Regions from separate parts of the Homo sapiens genome. Here region 1 is linked to region 2. A link is a loop called in an ENCODE intact Hi-C map of the cell type or tissue named here. Cell type or tissue: CD14-positive monocyte. All regions are shown on one strand. Links, peaks and the distances in the headings refer to the core of each region. The heading gives the core; the rest is flanking DNA.

Region 1 (2,874 bases), core at 1-2,500, 210 kb after region 2:
CCCGCAGGCTCAGCAGGGGCCAGGCAGGCTCCCTGGCAGCAGCCCAGAGCCGCGGGGAAGGGCAGGCAGTGCTTTTGGCAGACATTTCGGCGTCTAACAGGGGCCATTCCAGAACAGGGAACGCAGTCCTAACTAGATGGAATGCGACACCGTGGGAAATGAAAAGTGTTCTTTTTAAGTTGAGACAGGCAGAAAGAAGGTACATCACCTTCATTTTGTAGATGGTTCAAAAGGGAAATAAAAAGCCGAAGTGGGAGGATTGCTTGAGACCAGGAGTTCGAGACCAGGCTAGGCAACATAGCAAGGCTCTAGCCCTACATTAAAAATAAAAATAATAAATAAAATAAAAATTTAAAAATGTTTAAGAGACCAAATGGAAAGTAAATCATAAATGTCTGACTGCTAACATGTTTTAAAAACCAAAACTATGGGCTGGCCATGGTGGCTCACACCTGTAATCTCAGCACTTTGGGAGGTTGAGACAGGAAGATCGCTTGATGCCAGGAGTTTGAAGCCAGCCTGGGCAACATAGCAAGGTTCCATCTCTCCAAAAAATTTTAAGAAATTAGCCAGGTGTGGTGGCTCACGCCTGTAGTCTCAGCTACTTGGGAGGCTAAGACAGGAGGGTTACTTGAGCCCAGGGGTTCCAGGCAACAGTGAGCTATGATCGTGCCACTGCATTCCCACCTGGGCAACAGAGCAAGACCCTTTCTCAAATAAAAGAAAACAGAAACAAAGGCCAGGAGCGGTGGCTCACGCCTGTCATCCCAGCACTTTGGGAGACTGAGGCGGGCTGATCACTTGAGGTTAGGAGTTCCGGACCTGCCTGGCCAACATGATGAAACCCCGTCTGTACTAAAAATGCAAAAATTAGCCGGGTGTGGTGGCGGGTGCCTGTAATCCCAGCTACTCAGGAGGCTGAGGCAGGAGAATTGCTTGAACCTGGGAGGCAGAGCTTGCAGTGAGCCGAGATCGCTCCACTGCACTCCAGCCTGGGTGACGAGCGAGACTTTGTCTCAGAAACTAAAGAAAATAAAAGAAAACAAAGAAAAAACCAATGTTATGCAAAATTGCTCCACAGACTGCTTCCCAGGTCTGCCTGAAGAAGCCACCGTCCCAGTCCGTGGCACTAACCTGGTGTTCCGCAGGTGTTGTCTCTATTCCCTGGCACATGTGTCCTGAGGCCACCCAGAGGCAGTGCCCCCCAACCACCTCACAGCTGCTGTCCCTTCACAGCCTGCTGGACCCAGGGATCGCTTCCTTTCAGCTTTGTGCTGAAACACACGTACCTACAGAACAGTGCCCATGCAAGGGCCTCGTGTGCGGAGAGCTGTGCAGAGAGCTGACGTTTACCAGTCCAGCACACCGGTGCAGCCAGCGAATATGCCCGGCCCCCTGAGGCTAGAGAGACCCCTCCAGGCACTGCCCATCCACCCACCATGCCACGTCTAGCGCCACCTGCTGGTTCTGTCAGGGTCGCTTTGGACACCTTCTCTTCCGTGTTAGTTGTTCCTCAAAGCTAGACTCCCTCCCTTGCTTTGTCTGCCGGAGGCCTGCTCTTGCCCTCCCAGTACGTGGAAGCCCAGCCAGCTCCCCGCACACAGGGTGCCAGCTAAGACGCTTCGTTGGAGGAGATGCTCCTGGGACCACCGAGCCACACTCAACCCCAGGGAGGGGCGATCAGCACCGCCCTATCCCACACCATCCCTGCATCCACCAGCGAGCTCGGGAAGGATGCCCTTGGAATCAAGATAAACCAAAGAGGAGGATGGGAGCAGGTCTCTGGGGCAGCATGGCACTGCTGCAGGAGAAACAGCTCACGGGAGGACTCTCCGGGGAAGAGGGAGAGGGAGAAGCCTCCTGCGTGCAAAACACAGCATCGTGCTGGTGTACCTGCACTCAGGGTAAAACTGTCACTGTAGGCTGGGTGTGGTGGCTCATGCCTATGATCCCAGCACTTTGGGAGGCCGAGGTGGGAGGATCACTTGAGCCCAGGAGTTTGAGACCAGCCTGGTCAACATAGTGAGACTCTGTCTCTACAAAAAAATCCAAAAACCAAGAAACTGTCACTGTAACTACACGTCAGTCCTAACACACACACACTCCACTCTGCACAGAGGTAAAACTATAGCTGGAACTTCCTAGGGTGTGATTTTGGCTAATCCAAACTGTCATTTCAGCCCTGTTATCCCTGCCCCTCAAAATTAGCGTCTTCATACGGAAAAATTTCATCAAGAAAAACTGTGTATACAGACTTACGTAATTTGTAGCCCACCAGGATTTTAACTTCAAATACCACTGTAATCTTGGTCCAAGACCGACAGCAAAATCTTGAGCAAGTGCTGTCATCCGTTTGAAGTCTTCTTCCTTCATAAGAGGCCTCACCGACTGTAGATACTGGGATTATTGGGGGAAAAAAAAATCACCCAAGTTAAAACATATTAATCAAAGCCTATGTTTGCCTCACTTGTGCCTTAGGAAAAGTTCTAACACATTGAAAAGGTTTTAGGCTGGGCATGGTGGCTCATGCTTGTAATCCCAGCACTTTGGGAGGTCAAGGCCAGTGGATTGCTTGAGCTCAGGAGTTCAAGACCAGCCTAAACAACATGGTGAAACCCCATCTCTACAAAAAAAAACAAGACAAAAATTAGCTGGACATGGTGGTGCATGTCTGTGGTCCCAGCTACCTGGGGGGCTGAGGTTGGGAGGATCGCTTGAGCCCAGAAGGTTGCGGCTGCAGTGAGCCATGATCATGCCACTGCAACCCAGCCTGGGCAACAGAGTGAGACCCTATCTCAAAAAAAAAAAAGAAAAAGTTTAGACTCTTCCCCCAAGTTGGTCTTGGCAGTCCTTAGACAGGTAAACTCCCTTCAA
Region 2 (2,911 bases), core at 256-2,755:
GTGGAATAACTAGAAGGGAGTGGCAGGGCAGCAGCCTGGCCCGAGGGAAGGAAGGGTGCCCTTGACACATTGGGCGGGTTTGGCAGCTTAACTGTGACTGACTTTCATTTTTTTCTGTTACACGTTGAGAAAAAAACTAAATGTGATTTTTCCATAAAAATGCTGATACAAATGTCCAAAACTTTTCTATGTTAAATAGTCTTTTACATTTTTATGCATATAGGTTACAACCTGCCATATTCATTCATCCAGTGATGATGAAATTGACTTTAAAGAAACGGGTTTCTCACAGGATTCTTCTTTGCAGCAAGTGAGTCACGCCTAAAGCTTTGCTTTTTGTTTTTATTTTAAATGCTTAGTTTAGTTGCCTTTTATGAATCAGCTTCAGAGTCAGATTATGTATTAGAATGTGATTTGGGGTTACTTATTAGTTAGACCAAAGCATTTAAAATAGGAAGTGCTGGGTAAATGAAAGATAGATTTGTATTGGTTATGTTTCAAGGGATTGTTCCATCCCTGATAACAGTGATGAGTCAAGTACATTTTCAGAAGATTTGAATGAACTGAATAGTTAAGAAGGCATCTCACACATGCTTGTTACACAGACCTTTACAATAGTTGAGTTGTTGCTTAAAGATTTGTGTAGTAGAGATCTGCTGGTAAAAATAATAGAAATAAGACGTTTAAAATGTAAGTAAAAGTAAACTCTCACGAATACCCCTGATGTAAGTTCTATTATAGTTACATCTAAAGTAAATTTTTAGTTGAAGTAATTCATTGCAACCCCTCTCTGCCTGCCCCTGAATTTATCATCTCCCTTTACCACCTGCTTATAATCTTTGTGGGGGAAAGCCTCGATATGAATAATAAATGTACTGATTTATCATCCATTGTTAGTTCTTGGAGAAGTGACAAATGATTTCACTTCTCTACTAGGTATGGGAGTGAAAAACAGAAGCCCTTTTGCAGGCTATCAGCTTTTCATATGGAGAAGTTGTCCTTAGCCAGGACCAGAATGCCTTGGCTTACATGTTGCTTTGGTGCAGCAATAGAATTAACGGGGACACCTTCCCACCCAGCACAGAATGTTGTTGCTTGGCTTCTTTTTTTTAGTCTCTAAGCTTCGTCTTAGATGAAGCTTCACATGCTTATGCTGGCCCTGTCTTTTGGCTTGTAAGTCTTACACCTGTCATATTCCAGTATTGGTTGAGCTAAGCAATTGTTTGATTTTAATACTCAGACAGTTTAGAGTTTACCTTTCCCAAATAGGTCTGAAGTAGCATTTCAGCATTTGGCTGACTTCTCTGTTGATTCTTGACACTTCTGCCTTTGACAGCAGATTTCCGGAGGTTAGGGTCAGGAAGTAGCCAGTCCCTAGGGGGCACTGTTGAGCAGCTCTCACAGCTTCCTGCCTTGGCTTGCTATTAGGCTGCACGGGCCGTGGCGGTGGCCCACCATGGCTCATTGTGAGCCCTCGTGCCTGCAAGCAGCCCTTTTCCCAGAGCGCTCTGGTATTGTCCCAGGAAGCACCTGGACAATGGGCTCTCCCTCCACTGAGGCACCTGTAGAGTACTGAAATAGTCCACCCAGTTGGCCATGAACCTGAGTGCTGTACATTGGTCCACCCCTAGAATGAAGCTTGATGATATCAAATGTAAATTATCAAGGTAATTTTGTACCTGTTGAAATACAGCTTTAAGAAAAAGAACACCTTACTAGTAATAATGATAAACTTGGAACTTCGGCTGTCAATTTAGTCTAGATTTGGTTAAATTTAGGCATTTGGAAAGTGGATTCCTTTATTTCTCATGATATCTGGTTCCAGGGTCATACCTGTTCTGGGGAGAGTTTTCTTACATTATTTTGTTTGTTTGACCGACAGCTCACGTGCGTACGAAGCCATTTCATTCACAAAACTAACTTACAACAGCCCTTGCCAAGCTCTTAGCTTGCAGAATTTACCCACTTCATATGAACTTTTCAAAGTGGAAGAATAATTACTCTTTTCTGATTGACAAGCTTCCAGTACATTTTTCTTTGCATGTTTAAACCAATCATGGATCATTTTGAAAATAAATACACTCCAAAGCACTTCTTAAAATTTTGAGAATGCAAAAAAGGTCTTGGTTAATTTATTAGAGTTTCATCATAGCCTCCATTAAGATCAGAATATTAGTTTGTAGACTTGAACTTCAAGTTCTCATTCACGTTTGAGGTTGGGCATCATGTTGATAAAGTCCCCGAATGTAGAGAGCTCAGGGCAGATAATTTAACCAGGTAACCCAGCCACGTCACCAGTGGGGAGTGCCTCCAGGCGTTTGTGCCCTGCCCATTTGCTTCTCCCTTTAGCCTTGTCTGGTCTCCTAAAGTCTGGTGTTTGACTCCCCACCTCCCTGATTCTGCCTTATAGAGTTTGGAGGGTGAGGCCCCCATGGAGGTCTGGAGAATTCAGACTGACTGCCGCATATGGGCTCTGAAACACTGACTCATCATTTCCCACTACCTCACATCACATACGGGCTTGCTGGTAGGCAATTAGGCCACATTTAGTTGACCAGTAGTTTCTGTTGCCTGGGTGGCATTACTGTTAAGAGATTTGCTTAAAGTGGTTGGCTCACTTCTCAGTGACTTGAACAGTTTCTGACTTTGGCCAGGATGACAGTACTAGGAAAGTGTGCTTTTTAAAAATAATTATACAGCTATATTGTGCTTTCCAGATATAGGTTTCTCAGAGTTCAAAGCACTTTTTATATACCTTTAAATAGGATACAATAACAGTCTTCACTTACATATATTTGTAAGTTTTGGTAGCTTTATTAGTAAAAATGAGATTTGAAATGTGAAGTTCTTTGCTAGAAGCTGTAATTGACTTAGAACTAATGAGGATTACATCTGATCATTTTCCTTTTTT

The links. Hi-C counts contacts between places; a loop is a spot of excess contacts. Peaks named below come from ENCODE experiments on the same cell type or tissue, not always from the same donor. Only the 100,000 strongest peaks of a DNase experiment are listed, where the experiment ranks them.
Region 1: it touches region 2 in a loop (3-fold over the local background); 2 of 110 quality-filtered maps call a loop at or near these places.

What each region holds. Positions count from the first base shown.
Region 1 is chr11:68,796,959-68,799,832 of GRCh38, forward strand. It overlaps CPT1A (carnitine palmitoyltransferase 1A), which reads right to left. Exons shown (of 19, transcript NM_001876.4): 6 at 2,260-2,397. Among named protein-coding and RNA genes, the nearest start is that of CPT1A, 44 kb to the right of the region's middle. RefSeq lists an enhancer at 1,455-1,954. In CD14-positive monocyte, for the core only: CTCF peaks have their summits at 1,439 (motif pointing left) and 1,645; no DNase peak of the experiment used is centred there.
Region 2 is chr11:68,582,820-68,585,730 of GRCh38, forward strand. PPP6R3 (protein phosphatase 6 regulatory subunit 3) reads left to right here. Exons shown (of 24, transcript NM_001164161.2): 15 at 224-310. Among named protein-coding and RNA genes, the nearest start is that of GAL, 100 kb to the right of the region's middle. RefSeq lists an enhancer at 963-1,463. In CD14-positive monocyte, for the core only: a CTCF peak has its summit at 1,383 (motif pointing right); no DNase peak of the experiment used is centred there; H3K27ac peaks cover 1,250 bases.